Regions from separate parts of the Homo sapiens genome. Here all the other regions are linked to region 1. The links are chromatin contacts, found by Hi-C or POLR2A ChIA-PET in ENCODE. All regions are on one chromosome and are shown on one strand. The core of a region is the stretch at or near the end of the contact, and the rest is flanking DNA. Distances in the headings are between cores, read along the strand shown.

Region 1 (2,753 bases), core at 112-2,611:
CTCTGGATTTGTTTCATCTGGAAAATAATCTTTAGGTAACATCTAGGATGATTTGAATTCTGTGAGACTGTGTTAACTTTTATAAAATCTTGTTTTTAGTACCTTTTAAAACACACCAAACTCTAGGCGCTTAACCAAATTGTTGATTCTTCAAATACTCACTGATTTTAATAAATGTACTTGTTAAATGATACTATGTTTACACTCCCAAAAGAGCTGCATACTGCTGTATTTTTGACCTTAAGCGTGCCCCCTTTCTAACATTGAGTTAAATTACTGAGTCTTTTCAGGTGTGAAGCATATGAGCGAGACATCGGTCCCTACCATTTCACAGTCTTGCCTCTCACCTCACTCAGCATTCCGTCTTGACTCAGGTTCGCAAAGATGCAGCATGGTTCTGGGTTTTTATAGTCGTTTTTCCAGAAACTGACCAAAGTAGCTAAAGAGATAGCCCTTTGTTGACTATCTGCTCTTGTTTCTGCCATTGCTGTTGGCCTTTGCCCATGTGACTGATGTCGGCTTCAAACACTTCGTTTTTTAGATGATTTAATTTCTGGGCCCTTTTGCCAAGCCTTGAATGTTTTCAGTCCCCACAAAAAGGCATTTTTTCCTCCCTCCCGCCCCCACTACCAGACTCAAATGAAAACAAAGGAGTATGACATCTGCCCTCCCCCTTCCTCCCGCCGCCGCACGCCCTCCCCCCTTCCCCAGCGGCTCCCACTAGGCTTTCCCCGGAGCTCCCGCCACCGGCATCTCTCCCGACCACGGAGGGCCGGGCGAGGCCGGAGAGGTTGCTCATGGCTGGGGTCCACATGGGGTGCCTCTCTCCTCTTCCCCTAGAGGCTCCCCCAATCCAAAGGCCTGTCTCTGCCCATCCCACTCGCTCTCACAGGCACCGCTAACCCAAGGGTCGGGTCCCAAGGTACGGATCGAAATGGCTCCTAGAGGGGGCAGGGACAGACCGGGGAGACGTTATGGGGTTCCCACCCCATCCCCCGCCGCCAAGCCGGTGCCCGCTCCCACTCCGGGATCCTCACCCCCGCCATCGCCCCTATGCCTCCCCAGCCTCCAAGCCCGCTTTCTTCTCATTTTCTCGACCAAAGCCCGCCGGGGGAAGCAAAGGGAGGGGTGTGTGCGATGGGGCGGGGGTTGGGTAACGGCAGCCCAGCCCTGGGAGGGGCCGCGGGAGGGTTTCTCCCCGGCCCGGGACCGGGCCGAAGGACGGTCCAACTCCTCTCTCACACACACCTTCTCGCCGGCCCGATTACATACCCGTCCATTGCCGAACCGGACAAAGCTTCGCTCACAAGAACCGAGCCACGCAGCCAGCGAGCCACACAAGCGGCGAGAAAATGGCGGCTGGGGCCCGACGGAAATTGCCGAAGGTGCCGAGGCGCACGGGCCACCGCGCGGCAGCGGCGGCGGCGGAAAGAGCCGAGCGCGCCGGCGCCCGGCAGCGGGAGGCGAGCGGCAGGGCGCTGGGACTAGGGGGAGTGGGCGCCGCAGCCGACGCCTCCTCCGCGCCTTCGCGCGCCTTTCTCCCTCCGCCCTCCGCCTGCCGTCCTCTGGAACCTGGCGTTCTGCTGCAGACCGCGGCGACCTGGTTTCCCCTCCTTGTGGGGGCGTGGGTGGGACACCTCCCAACAGCTCTCCACACTCTCTCTGCCCTGACTGCAGGACGCCCCCAGGCAGCCTCCACTTTTCACTCCAAGCCAAGTACCAGCTTGGCTACCGTCAACCTATGCGGGCCAAGGAAAAAACATTGGATAGCTTTTCTCCTAAGCCATCTTTTATTTGCAGACCGGCTCCAGCCTCTAAAACAAAAATCTTTACCCCACTGAACGAGACCACTTGGTAACAACAGTACTTTCTCAAGCAAGTAGAACTCCTCAGACTGAAATACAGGCTTTTGCTTCAAGACCTGTAGTACCAAGCCAAGTGGAGGAAAATGTGATTCTCACTTCAGTTGGTGATTAGTGTGCGCCTGTAGAAAATATTCACAATACGCTAGGTGGAAATAGACACAAATGGAGCCATGTGTTAAAATGCTACAATAGTTGGAGTTTAACATTTGGAGGCATGAAAGGGAAAGTGGAGATGGGAGTGGGAACAACTGAGTCTTCAGATTGGTTAGAGAAAGTAGAAGCATTAAAATGGGCTATGCAAATTGACTCCCTTTGCTATATCTTACGGTCTCAATTTTTACTTGATACTATAGTGGACATTTTACTTCAACGTGTTTTTATCAGAGGCTCAACAAAATTGGGAAAGGCACCCGCTTGAAAATTTGCTCAGTGAGTAGCGACTTTGCCAGTACCCATCCTTCTCCTGCACCCTTCACCTCCACCCCCAACACACACAAGGACAAATGCACTTCTAATTCTGAAAAATGACAAATACTCCCTGTGTCCCTCCAGTTACTCTCAATACTCACTCTGGGTTTTTCTGTGTCTCCTTCAGGCAAAGCTCTTATCCTTTGCTAATTGGAATTTCATATACTAAATGATATTGTGTATAATTTTTAGAATTTTTTTTTTTGAGACCCAGTCTCGCTCTTGTTGCCCAGGCTGAAGTGCAATGGCGCAATCTCGGCTCACTGCAACCTCGGCCTCCCTGGTTCAAGCGATTCTCCTGCCTCAGCCTCCCGAGTAGCTGGGATTACAGGCACGCGCCACCACGCCCAGCTAACTTTGTATTTTTAGTAGAGACAGGGTTTCTCCATGTTGGTCAGGTTGGTCTCGAACTCCTGACCT
Region 2 (2,903 bases), core at 1-2,500, 3.9 Mb after region 1:
GTAAACAGACAACTGTCACTTGTAGAATCCCAGGTTTCACAAGCAACTAGGGTCAAGAATCTTTTTCCTCTACCTTCCATGTCACAGACTAGTAGTTTCATAAAACAATAAAAATGAATCCTTAGAGAAATATGGAATAAAAGAAACATACAAAATGCAGGCCCCAATTTATTACATTTAACAGGTATAAAATTATTGTTATATTGCTTTCAAAAGGTTTTAAACGCTTTCAATTTCCATATTTGTTTCTTCAAGGACCAGCACCGGTAATTGTGCCAAACTTTTGCGAAGCACTGCTCCAGACAGCAATCAGTGATGCCAAACGTCGGTTTGTTCGGAACACGCTATGTCCCACTTCGAAAACCTAGCCTCAAATAACAACTACGTACCTCTCTCGCTTCCCATGTTATGTTTTTCAAAAGCCTAAATTACCTGCCACAAAGCTTAACTGGGCAAGAGCACATTCAGCAGTAATTCCCCCACTAAAACAGCACTGTTCCCCATCAGCTAAAGCAACATTTCATCCCACCCTTGGGGCCCTACCCCAATAATTAAAAACTCATCCGGCGACGGACTCTAGAGGAAGAGGCAGGAGGCACGTATTCCATGTTAAAGGAGCTTCCGGGGCCCAGGGACCCCTCGGCCTCCAAGCTCCACTGACAATTTTGGCTTAAAAGCCACTTGCTCAGCCCACGGGCACAAGCTTCCTAAATCTAAGACTTGCCGGCTCCGACATTCTCCTGGAAAACCCACGAAGTACTCGGTACTCGGAGGTCGAGTGGGACCCGAGGACCTGCAGCCCCCCTCCATTCTGGCGTTCCCCAGCTAGGCTGAGGTCGACTGCTTGCGACCTCTCACGCCCGGCCGCTTGCCAGCGCCCCCTCACACTAGACGGCAGTATCCGCACTCAGGCTGTCTACTAAACTCACCCTTCTCCCCAATCCGCCGTCCAAGCTCACGCAACCCTTCTTCGCCAACCCCTCCCCCCAAGTTCGCGCACCGGGCGGCAGCCATTTAAGGCCACGCTGGGAACTGCACCTCGACCAAGTCAGAGCTAGCAATCTAACGCCATCCGGCCCCTGCGACGCGCGAGACGGGCCCTAGGCTGGCATACGGGCAAGAAAAGGGAACCTCCATGCATCTAAAGCCCCGAGACCGAGGCATCCACTCACCATCCTGCGGAACAGAGACCGGCGTCCGCTGCTCGACAGAGACCTGCAGGCCCAGCGGCGCTAGGGGGTGGGAAAAGGGCCACAGCCCTTGCGCAGGCGCAGTATGTAGCGCGGACGGTCACGCCAGTGACGTGTGAAAGAGAGAGGGCGTCGGCCACAAGGCGTTTTACGTTCCGCCCCCTGCTGGAAGGAGGGTGAATGCCTGCCCAAGCTCTCCAGGTTCCAATGCTCGGGGTATCTCACAGGATCCGTGCGGTGAGGAGGAGCAGGGAGGATTACTGGAGCCTTTCGCTTTCTTTGCTACAGCGTTTTGTTTTGTTTTGTTTTGTTTTGTTTTGTTTTGTTTTGTTTTGTTTTGTTCATAACGCATTTTGCTTTTCTAAGCAGGAAAAAAAAAAAAAATTAAATAGGACAAGTTTGCTTGGGAGCCCTCTTGCCTTCTCTGGGCTACTCATTCTGGTCCAAGAGCATATGGACCCACCCTCCCATCTCACCCCCAGGAAGCCTTCCCTGAGAGCCCCAAGCCTGGGATAGGGGCCACTCCTCTGCCTTCCTACAGCAGCTTTCTACTGGCTTCAGCCCACCACAGACTGTCAACTTTTCGAGGTGGGCCCTGATGTCCACCTCTGACTCTCCAGCACCTAGCAGGGTATCAGCTGCTCACCGTTAGAGCTGGGAGAAGGGACGGCCAACCAGGATGACAGGGTTAAGTGACTCCAAAACACTGCCACTAGAATAAATCAGGATTAGGATGCCAATTACTTCTGATTCCAACTTGTAATTCCTTATATAATAGGAAAAATAAACAGAGTTCGCTATGGCCGATGTCAACAGAGCTCTAGAGGAGAAAACTTAAAACACTTTTCACAGGAAGTGTGATTCTACTTTTGTGGAGCCACCTTTGAAAGGGTAAAGAAAGAGGTATTCAATTCGTATTTATAGAAAATATTTAAAAACCTTCATTTTGGTGGATTATCAAGTTATTAGCCTACCAAAGGTGCTCCATGTCTTGGTCAGGCCCTGCTTACACTGGAGGCAAAAGCATCAGGAAGGAAAGTCTGCCTGGAAACAGGCCGACTCCTAACTTCTGCATGTTTTAGGGCAAGGGTTCATAGGAAGACCCACATACTATTCATCTGAATATTTAGAAGTTGTGGGCCGGGCACGGTAGCTCAGGCCAGGTGCGGTGGGTCACGCCTGTAATCCCAGCGCTTTGGGAGGCCGAGGCAGGCGGATCGCGAGGTCAAGAGATCGAGACCATCCTGGACAACATGGTGAAACCCCATCTCTGCTAAAAATACAAAAACCAGCCGGGCATGGTGGCACGCACCTGTAGTCCCAGCTACTCGGGAGACTGAGACAGGAGAATCGCTTGAACCCAGGAGGCAGAGGTTGCAGTGAGCCGAGATCACACCACTGCACTCCAGCCTGGCGACAGTGAGACTCCGTCTCAAAAAAAAAAAAAAAGAAAGAAGTCATGAAGCAGGCTGGATGTGCTGGCTCAGGCCTGTAATCCCAGCATTTTGGGAGGCCAAGGCAGGAGGATCACTTAAACCCAGGAGTTCGGGACCAGCCTGGGAGACTTGGTGAGCCCCTGTCTCTATAAAAAATAAAATCCAAAAAAAGAAGTTATGAAACAAACAACATGTTAAATTAAATATACTTTATCATCCTTATCCCTCTCCTTCTTACCTTATAAATCCATAACAAGAAAATTAAAAATATGTATAC
Region 3 (2,940 bases), core at 12-2,511, 3.6 Mb before region 1:
CCGATCTGAAAGACAAGTTTAAAAGACAGAAAAAACATATGAGAAGTAGAGAAGTGGAAGTGAAGGTGGGTGGTAACATACGAAGGATCACAATTTAAAGACCCCATTAACACGTGGAATTCTTGCAGAAACCTCATCCCTCCCAGAAAGCTAGAGACTCAAGAGCACAACAGTTAGGCAAGAGGAGGACCTGACCGAGGAACTCAGCGGGGCTCAGAGCACCCACATTTCCCTTGTTTCAGGCCAGCAGAGTAGGCAGGAGCTGGGGGTACCCGCAGAACTGGAGGTGCAAGTTTGGTTCCCAAATCTCCAGACCTCAGCAGCTGCGAGAAGGGGAAGAAAGAGGTGAGCCTCCCGACGCAGCTTCGGAGATTTGAAAAAGAGGAAGGGAGAGAGACTTGGGGGGTGTGGTTGGGGGTGTCCCGAAAACCGAAGCCTGCGATGGTGGAGTAAAGGTGACCGGTGAGCATCCGGAGCAGGCTCCCCATGAGCTGCTGAGTGCCGGAGTACGGGCAGAAGCCGGTGCTGTCCCATTACGAGGCCGAGAGGCCATCCGAGGGAGCTGCAGAGGGAGCAAGGGACACAAGAAAGAGAAGCCGGAAGCAGGGGGTCCTCGGAGAAAGGAGAGTCCCTAGAGGGGACGAGAGCGCGCGCAGCGGCTGCAGGACACTGGCAGCCTCAGGAGAAGGTGGGGACAGTGGCGCGGGAAGTGAAGAGTTGGGGGCAAGAAAGCGTTGGAAGATGCGGGGCGGCTGCTCCTCACCTTTCATGAACTCACAAGCCCCGATTAGTTCCCCTGACTCCGCTGCCATCTTAAGCGAGATACGCACGGGGGAGGGCTGGGTCGTGGCCAGCTGAAGTCACTCGCCCCCGGGGGCTTCCCCACTGCCCAGGAGCCAGGAAGCTCACAGTCCCGAACAACAAGCCTGGCCGAGGGAGGCAGCAGGCGCCGAAGGCGGAGGCGGCTTCGGGGTCAGCGCGCCGGGCGCCCCGGGGACATTCCGAGGGGAACCCGAGCTCGCTCCGCGCGGGGCGCTCACGCCCCTGGCTGTGGCCGCTCCTATTTGGACTCGGCTGCTGCAGCTGCTGCTCCGCCGCCGCCGCGCCTGGGAAACGCAGACCAGCTCTCAGGGCAGGGCAAAGTCTTCCCCCGGCTTCCAAAGTGATCATGGAGGAGGAGACTTCTGGTCCCGATCGCGCCCGTGGCTACTCGAGCGGCAGCCGGGAGGACTTCAGTGCCCGCGGGCTGGCAGCAGCTGCTCCGGATCCTCCTTCGCCACCTCCTTTCAGCAGTTACTCTTCCTCCTCCTCCTCCCCCTGGGTCCGCCCCCAGACCTTCCTCCCCGCCCTCCCTCAGCCCCCTCCACTTTCACGACTCCGCGGCCATCCCTTAAAGGGACAGCCCCGCTCCTTTCTCCGCAGCAGCCCCAGTTACCAGGCGCCCCGCGGGTCACTAGGAGCCGGTTGCTAAGGCTTTGTTGCCGTCCACCAATTGCTGTTCAGGAAACGGGGCCCTCGGCCCAGGGGAGCGGGCGGGGCCTGTAGGCCAGAAACTTATGAATGAAACGGCGGGGTTGAGAGTGGACATCGCCAAAGGCGCTGTCGCGGCCTCGGAGGCTAGGATGTGCTGGCGCCCCCTTTCTTTTCTGCACCCTCTAAGTCTTGTCCCACTCCAGATTTCTTTTCTCTCTCTCTCTCATTCTCTTTCTTTCTCGCCCACTCACCCATGCTCTTCTAAACTCTTGTAGGGCGCGCGCGCGCGCACACACACACACACACACACACACACACACTCGTAAAAACCTCAGATCTCCGTGCCCTGCCTCGCCTCTAGCTAACATTTCAGCCACCCCCCACGCCCAACACTGAGGGGGTCTGCATCTTTATAAAAAATACAATTGAAAAAGAAGCACCAGCTCCTAGCTCACAGTACATGTATTGGTTTCCTCTACACATACCAGACTCTGATATAACTTGTACTTTGTTCTCACGGGACAAAAAGTTTCCCATCTGGTTCTCCACGCCCTCTCATCTGGGCCGCCAATGTGAGCGCAAAAGCATCACAGATGCCTAATCTTTACAGTGCTCCGGTCCCGGAGGGGCGGGGCGAGACCGCTGAGCCAGCCTGGGCGGGCGCGGAGGGAACAGGAGAGAGAGGAGAGTCCACTGGTCCAAGGAGGAAGGTTAACACAAAGGAATTTCTTTACATAGTCTCAGCTGAAGCGCTCCAGGCAGGAGTCCCGCTAAAAGAGGCCATTGACTTGTCTCTGCGAGGCTCTACGTACTGTTTGAACAACTTGAACGCTGGGCGTCCTAAGGCTGTACCTAATCAGAGTGCAGTCCCTTCCATACGAAAATGGCGCTACAGACCGACTATCCGAAGAGCATGCGCTCTGAGAGGTCTCTCCAGAAACAGCAAGAAACTTGTGGCGGCGTTTTCCTTCGCAGTCGCTTGTTGACCTCTAGGGAGAAAGGGGGCGCACCCGTGCAGAGCTGACTGAGGGAACCAGCCCTTCGAGGGCCAATTGCAGGTTTTGTTTGTGGTTTTTTTTTTTTTAATGTGTGTTTTGTTTTAGACAGGGTCTCGCTCTGTCACCCAGGCCGGAGTGCGGTGGCTCAATCTCTGCTCACTGCAATCTCCACCTCCCGAGTACAAGCGATTCTCGTGCCTCATTCTCCCAAATAGTTGGATCTACAGGCGTGCGCCACCACACCCGGCTAATTTTTGTATTTTTTGTAGAGACCGGGTTTTGCCATGTTGGCCAGGCTCGTCTCCAGTTCCTGAGCACAAGCAATCCGCCCTGCCTTGGCCTGCCACAGCGCTGGGATTACAGGCTGAGCCACCGCGCCAGGCCTCAAATTATTTTATTGAAAAAAAATCTAGTATTTCTTATATGAAAGATAGGGAAAAACAAAGTATATGAATCTCTCGATAAACTT
Region 4 (2,797 bases), core at 114-2,613, 4.2 Mb before region 1:
ATGGGATCTAAAGACAGAATTAGTACACCTAGGAGTGTGACAGTCTTGTTAGCAGAACAACTTCATAAGACCTTAAGTTACTCAACAGCAAATACCTGAATAATAGTAACTTCACTGCCACAGAGTTACACACTAGATTTTCCTCCTCCTAAGGATGTTTCAAAAAAAACAAAAACCCTCAAAGGTGCCACCAAAACCCAAGAAATGTTGTTTCTAGAAACTATATGGGATTTTTACATCGCAGTTAAGACTACAGGAAAATCATGAGACAGTTTCGGCATTAAAGAGAGAAGAGAATGACACATATTCCTCCCGATATCACTTTATAAAACCTCCCATTCCAAGCCCCAATAACAAACTAAGTAGAACATCTCAGATATACTCTCTCAGAATCTTAAGGGTGAAATCCAAATGCCACTCCCCCCCGAGAGAGGCAGCAAACAAGTTTCTCCCAATTCCAACAAAGTGGGTAAACCTAAGGCCTACAATTAGAAATGAAAGATTCTGCCCATCTGCTAAAATAAGGAGGGGCTTGTCAGTCTTGTCTGATGGAACTGGAGGGGAGCGTGACAAGAGAGGTTGCACAGGATAGGCCCAGATCTTACTCAAGAACTGTAGCCCTACCAGATTGGTGTGGGTATGAGAAAGCAACTCAGCAGCAGAGGTAGGTAACAAAGGTAGGACCTGAACCTCCTAGTGAGGAGCTACGTGGCATTAAGCAAACAGTGCTTCGTCTCCCTCACACCCAGCTTCCGCCCAAACCATTTTCCCCTTTGGTTACCAGTTGCTCCAGATGCCGTAGAGTAGTTCCACAAAAGCGAAAGAGAGGTTCAGGCACAGGAAGAAAAACAGGTTCCGGGAAGTCTTGTCGGACAGTATAGACCTGGGAATGATACACGTGGAAAAGAGCCGGGAGAGTTAAGGAGGTGCCGGGACCCCGAGGCTGGGTACCCTCTTCAAGACCCTCCCAGTTCACATGCTCCTTTCTTCACAGCTAGGGGTTGACGGGGAGTTTTTGACTCTCCCTCACTGGACCTCGGGCCATCCTGAGGTCTGGGCCTTCTCCCTTTCTGCCGGACACCCCCTCCCCGCAAACACAGCACCCCGCACCTAAACCAGCCCGAGATCTTGCCGAACAAATTGAACTTGGGTGGTTTGTATTCATCGTCTTTGATGGACAGGGGCAACATCTTCTCTGCCCGGCGAAGGGCCGGGTCTACTCCCCTCTAGAAGTGGCTCCGTGGGGTGATGGCAGTGACAGTAGTGACGCCTCAAACGGGAATCCCCAGCGCTTGTCCGGGGCCGCGCGCCGCTGCGAGACACAGACAGACACAGACACACACCCGGGAATTCGCTTACTTCCGGCCCGGGCCGCGCAACGCGTCCTGGGACAGGAAAGGAGGGAGGCCGGTCGCGGGCGGGGCCTGCGCGGCGGAGGGCGTGGCTTGCGGCGGGGGCGGGATGAGAAAGGTGCTGGAGCTGTTGGAGGGACGCCAGGAGGTGGCAACTACCAGGGGGTGTGAGGGGCTGACCTGGGATGGAATCCTGCCACCCGGACTCAGGAAGAAAATCCTGAGGTGGCGACCTGCAGACTGGGCTGGGAGATGGAGAGCCCGCTCACGCCCACCCGACCGCCTACCACCAGTGTTCCCGGATGCATGGGCTCCAGCGCCTGCCCTTTCGCCATTTCCTCCCAACTGGCATTAAATCCTGGTGTGGTAGATATCAGTGATTAAGAGTCTAGGCAGCCACGTGTTCTATTGCCGCCAGTCCGCAGGAAACGCAAGTGATCGTTTTGCTGCGTTAACTCTATGGGCGCCCAAATCTTAGGAATCCATTCCACGCCACCCCGAAAACAGCGCTTGACCCTTCTGGACTGCCACGCAGGAGGCGATCAATGTTTTTCTTTCTTTATTTTTTTAAGAGACAAGGTCTCGCCCTGTCACCTAGGCTGGAGCACAATGAGGCTCACTACAGCCTGGAACTCCCGGACGCAAGTGATCCTCCTCAGCCTCCGGAGTAGCTGAGACCTCAGGCGTGCGCCACCATGCCTGGCATCAATCAATGTCTTTCAAAATAAAGGCTGTTAAACGTAGTATAGGAAAGAAGCTTTTTAATGGTAGGTTCTACCAGACGTGTTTGTTTGATTTTTAGGTTTGGTTAATGCATTGTTTCCCGTACAATCTCAACCCGCGGAAACCCCGAAACTCTAGAATTCGTGCCGGTCTCTTTCGCTTCCAGGTCATCCCCGGGGCAACGGCCGCCGCTCTAATTCTTGTCAGAACCTCCAGGCCAGTTTCAGCAACGTGCAGGCAGAAGCTGGCCCCTCGGTGGGATGCGAGGGCGTGTGGAGCGCGGGGAGGAGAGCCCCACAGGCCTTTCCTGGGCACCCGCGGTGGATGGGAAGGCTCCTTCGGGCGCCTTTCAGGGAAGTTGTTTGGCTGAGGGAAGGTGGTCCGTCACGTGAATGTTTAAAAGTTGTTACCTTGGAGAAGAAATGGAGGAAAGGATTGGCTTTCGGAGGTGGGCTGGAAACTACAAAACCGAGCTTCCTGGGAATGCCTTTTAGGCCGACAGGAAGTGGAGCGTCACCGAAAGGGAGGGGCGGCCACTCGGGGACTGTCCCTTGCTCCAGGCGCTCACTTTGCGGGCGGCACTTTTTCCAGGTTGTTAATCCAGCTAATGGAGAAGGATAGATGCACGCTACTTGGTTTAGAAAAAAAAACAAAAATGAGCAAACGAGACGCCCCTTCCGTTTTATGATAACTAAGCTGCAGGGAAATAAATCGGCTGGCCC
Region 5 (2,700 bases), core at 28-2,527, 3.4 Mb after region 1:
CTAAGTTCAACTTCAGGCAAGTAATTCTTGTTGCTTCGGCTTACCTGGCTGTAAAGTGAGATCACTCTTATTCTTTACGTTTTGGGGACGCTGACCTAAATGTTTGCACTCCTTACATGTATTCGCTGGATGAAAAGTACTGCAAAAATGCTACAAAGGGATTGTTTTTAAAGCACCGGCTGCCTACATGCCAGTCTGGCTTTTTCATTAAGTTACTTACCAGGGAAGAGGAATGGAGGCTTTGACACGAAAGGGTCACGCGATTAGCAGACTGCTACCCTAGAACCTCATTCAAACCAGCTCTCACACACGACTTACCTTGTATGACATGCTCTGGTGAGATGGTCTTCTTTTCCGATTTGTTACAAATCTCATTGGCTTCAGAAGATATAAGGTGAATGAATTCAGTGCAGCAGTTCACCACCAGCTCTCGAGCATCGTTGGCCACCCGGACATTAGGAAGAGTCTCTTTGATCATTTTATTGATAGCAGCTCTGGGGATAGTGAGATCATCATCGTTGCCAGACGAGGAAGCCATAGTACCTTCCTGTTTCTCGCGCCCCGGCTTTTAAAAACTCCCCAGCTCTGGTCCACTACTCCACCGAGATTTCTCAAAAAGTCGCCCTCGGAGAGTGATCCCGGGGGGTGCTTTGCGAAGAGGGTGCAGAAAATGAACGGAGGAGCAGCTGGCTTGAGGGCTGGGAACACTCGCGTGTGTGAGAGATTTAGGATGAGTTTGGGAAGAAAGTGGGGGCCCGAGGATTCTAGAGAGAGCACAGCCCAGGCTGAGGAGGGGAAAGCGCGGTGGTCCGGAAATTTGAGCGGCTGGGGAACCACCTTCGTGTCTCCTCAGAGGGGCGGGCGCTGTCGCCTAACTGGTCCCCAACGGCGTCGGAGCAGAGGCAAGATCCAGGGGCACTGGCCTCGCCGCGGTACCGGGCGGGTACCCAGCGGGCTCGGCTCTATAGAGCCCGAGGCCCCGCTGCCGCTGCCGCCGCCGCCAGCAGCCGTTGCCGCCGCCTCGGCCAAACCATCCTTCAGACACCCGCGCCGCCGCCTCACAACATGTCCGCCGCTGCCGCTGCCGCTGCCGCTGCTGGAACGGCGACGGCCGCCTGGGAACTAATATGGACAGAGCCAGGCACAGTGGGAGTCGCAGTGGCTGCCGCCGTGGCCGCGTAGCCCGAACGCAGATCGTGGAAGCCGAAGACGCGGCAACGGTGGTCCCTCCAGATGCCAGGGAAGGTTTGCAGGAAGCCGCTCCCGACACCCTTTGCGCCACCGGAAGCCTCGTTCCCTCAGATTTCCCCCTCCCTCCCGGACCGACTTCCGGGTGTGGCTGCCGCCCTTCCCCCACCCACGCCGGCGGGAGCCGCCCGTTCGCGCTGCCAGCAGCTTCCGCCTGCTACGGTCCTGGCAAGCACCTCGGGATCCCATTCCTTCACAGGGACCCTAGCCAGGCAAGCGCGCGCCTCACTGTACCGGAGAGCTCCAAGCACGCGCTTGGTCTGGGGCCCGGACGCTACATCTGGGAAGGGGTGGGTGGCTGGGTAGATAGGCGAGGAAGGATCGTCTCTACCCTCTCTCAAGTAGCTGAGGCCTCCGAAACCTTCCCTAGCTGGATTTGGGGACAGAGGAGCGCTGGTATTGATAAAATAACTCTCTTTGCTATTCCTTTAGGAGCCCAAATGAGGATTGAAAGTGAGAAGAATGGGACCTGGGCTTGGGGGTGGGAGGTGGGGAAAGCAGAACCCCGTGTGCCTGTTTCTGCGTCGTCTGGAGAAAAAGCTTTTCAAGATGTCTGATAGACCTTATTCGGTTCAAAGCTCTCTAAAGTCCTTCACCTTTTTTTTTTTAAACTTCATGAAAAATGAAACATTTCAGAGAAGTTACTTGCCTAGAGGCAACTAAGTCGCCTAATGGCTAAGTAGGAAAGCAGAAGTCAGTTCCAACATAGTGGAAATGGAGTGGAAATGCATGGCATACAATGAGCTATATTAGAAGGTTCCCATTTAGACAGTTTTCATGTTGTATTCCATGTTGGCTTCTACAGGGGAAAAAAGTGTTAGAGCATCTTAAGCAACTGTTTTTACTTCTTTCCATAGTGACTAGTAATATCAACAGGTGTCAAGGTCTAAACAGAAATTGCATTTAAAAAAAAAAAAAGTGTGTCAGCCAGGCGTTGTGGCTCATCATACCTGTAAACCCAACACTTTGGGAGGCTGAGGCAGGGGGATCACATGAGCCCAGGAGTTCAAGACCCGCCTGGGCAACATAGTGAGACCCGTCCCTACAAAAAAAAAAAATATATATATATATATATATAATATATATTTATATATATAAATATATATTCCAACATCCCACTGTTTATAGTATAGCCTCTTCTATATGACAATATGAAACACGGGTTTTTTTTTCACCAGGCTTGGTGGCAGGCACCCGTAGTCCCGGCTACTCTGGAGGGCGAGGTGGGAGGATCGATTGAGCCAGGGGGTCAAGGCTGCAGTGAGTTGCGGTTGTGCCACTGCACTTCCAGCCTGGGTGACAGAACAAGATTCTTTGTCTCAAAAAAGATAAAAAAAAAAAAAAAGTAAAAAAACTGAGTCTGTCATACTGTCATGTGGAAGAAGAGGCTATACTATAAATAGTGGGATGTTGGAATTTCTAAAAACTAAACAAGACACTGTTGAAATCCAT

What was found. A loop is a pair of places that touch in the nucleus more often than their neighbours do. ChIA-PET counts read pairs that join two places held with the same protein, here RNA polymerase II (POLR2A). Pooled maps may share reads with other maps.
Region 2: a loop to region 1 is called in a map of CD8-positive, alpha-beta T cell, with 20 times the contacts of the local background. The contact joins the promoter of RPL5 here to the promoter of PTBP2 in region 1. A Hi-C loop is called at or near these places in 2 of 168 maps with a recorded cell type or tissue (CD8-positive, alpha-beta T cell and naive thymus-derived CD4-positive, alpha-beta T cell) and 8 of 50 pooled maps.
Region 3: a loop to region 1 is called in a map of B cell, with 22 times the contacts of the local background. The contact joins the promoter of CDC14A here to the promoter of PTBP2 in region 1. A Hi-C loop is called at or near these places in 2 of 168 maps with a recorded cell type or tissue (B cell and CD8-positive, alpha-beta T cell) and 7 of 50 pooled maps. POLR2A ChIA-PET finds 5 or more read pairs at or near these places in 1 of 52 experiments (OCI-LY7).
Region 4: a map of B cell shows a loop between it and region 1 (10-fold over the local background). The contact joins the promoter of SLC30A7 here to the promoter of PTBP2 in region 1. A Hi-C loop is called at or near these places in 2 of 168 maps with a recorded cell type or tissue (B cell and naive thymus-derived CD4-positive, alpha-beta T cell) and 10 of 50 pooled maps.
Region 5: a loop to region 1 is called in a map of CD8-positive, alpha-beta T cell, with 7 times the contacts of the local background. The contact joins the promoter of DR1 here to the promoter of PTBP2 in region 1. A Hi-C loop is called at or near these places in 2 of 168 maps with a recorded cell type or tissue (both CD8-positive, alpha-beta T cell) and 12 of 50 pooled maps. POLR2A ChIA-PET finds 5 or more read pairs at or near these places in 1 of 52 experiments (activated CD4-positive, alpha-beta T cell).

The regions. Positions count from the first base shown.
Region 1 is chr1:96,720,392-96,723,144 of GRCh38, reverse strand. PTBP2 (polypyrimidine tract binding protein 2) reads right to left here and starts at 1,361. Exons shown (of 14, transcript NM_021190.4): 1 at 1,273-1,361. The coding sequence starts at 1,280. RefSeq lists silencers at 886-1,165, 1,396-1,595.
Region 2 is chr1:92,830,387-92,833,289 of GRCh38, reverse strand. RPL5 (ribosomal protein L5) reads right to left here and starts at 1,250. Exons shown (of 8, transcript NM_000969.5): 1 at 1,173-1,250. The coding sequence starts at 1,175. It also overlaps a transcript of DIPK1A not described here. RefSeq lists enhancers at 172-809, 962-1,281, 810-1,448, 1,452-1,501.
Region 3 is chr1:100,350,827-100,353,766 of GRCh38, reverse strand. CDC14A (cell division cycle 14A) reads right to left here and starts at 1,261. Exons shown (of 16, transcript NM_003672.4): 1 at 764-1,261; 2 at 1-5. The coding sequence starts at 812. RefSeq lists enhancers at 135-384, 425-734, 1,985-2,034, 2,075-2,504 and silencers at 1,315-1,364, 1,395-1,484.
Region 4 is chr1:100,894,656-100,897,452 of GRCh38, reverse strand. It overlaps SLC30A7 (solute carrier family 30 member 7), which reads right to left and starts at 1,363. Exons shown (of 11, transcript NM_133496.5): 1 at 1,111-1,363; 2 at 782-883. The coding sequence starts at 1,190. EXTL2 (exostosin like glycosyltransferase 2) reads left to right here and starts at 2,611. Exons shown (of 5, transcript NM_001033025.3): 1 at 2,611-2,797. RefSeq lists enhancers at 859-1,018, 1,069-1,318, 1,869-1,938, 1,833-2,555, 2,556-2,797.
Region 5 is chr1:93,344,484-93,347,183 of GRCh38, reverse strand. It overlaps DR1 (down-regulator of transcription 1), which reads right to left and starts at 1,277. Exons shown (of 3, transcript NM_001938.3): 1 at 319-1,277. The coding sequence starts at 538. It overlaps CCDC18-AS1 (CCDC18 antisense RNA 1), which reads left to right and starts at 1,373. Exons shown (of 9, transcript NR_034089.1): 1 at 1,373-1,460. RefSeq lists enhancers at 438-647, 708-777, 1,147-1,682.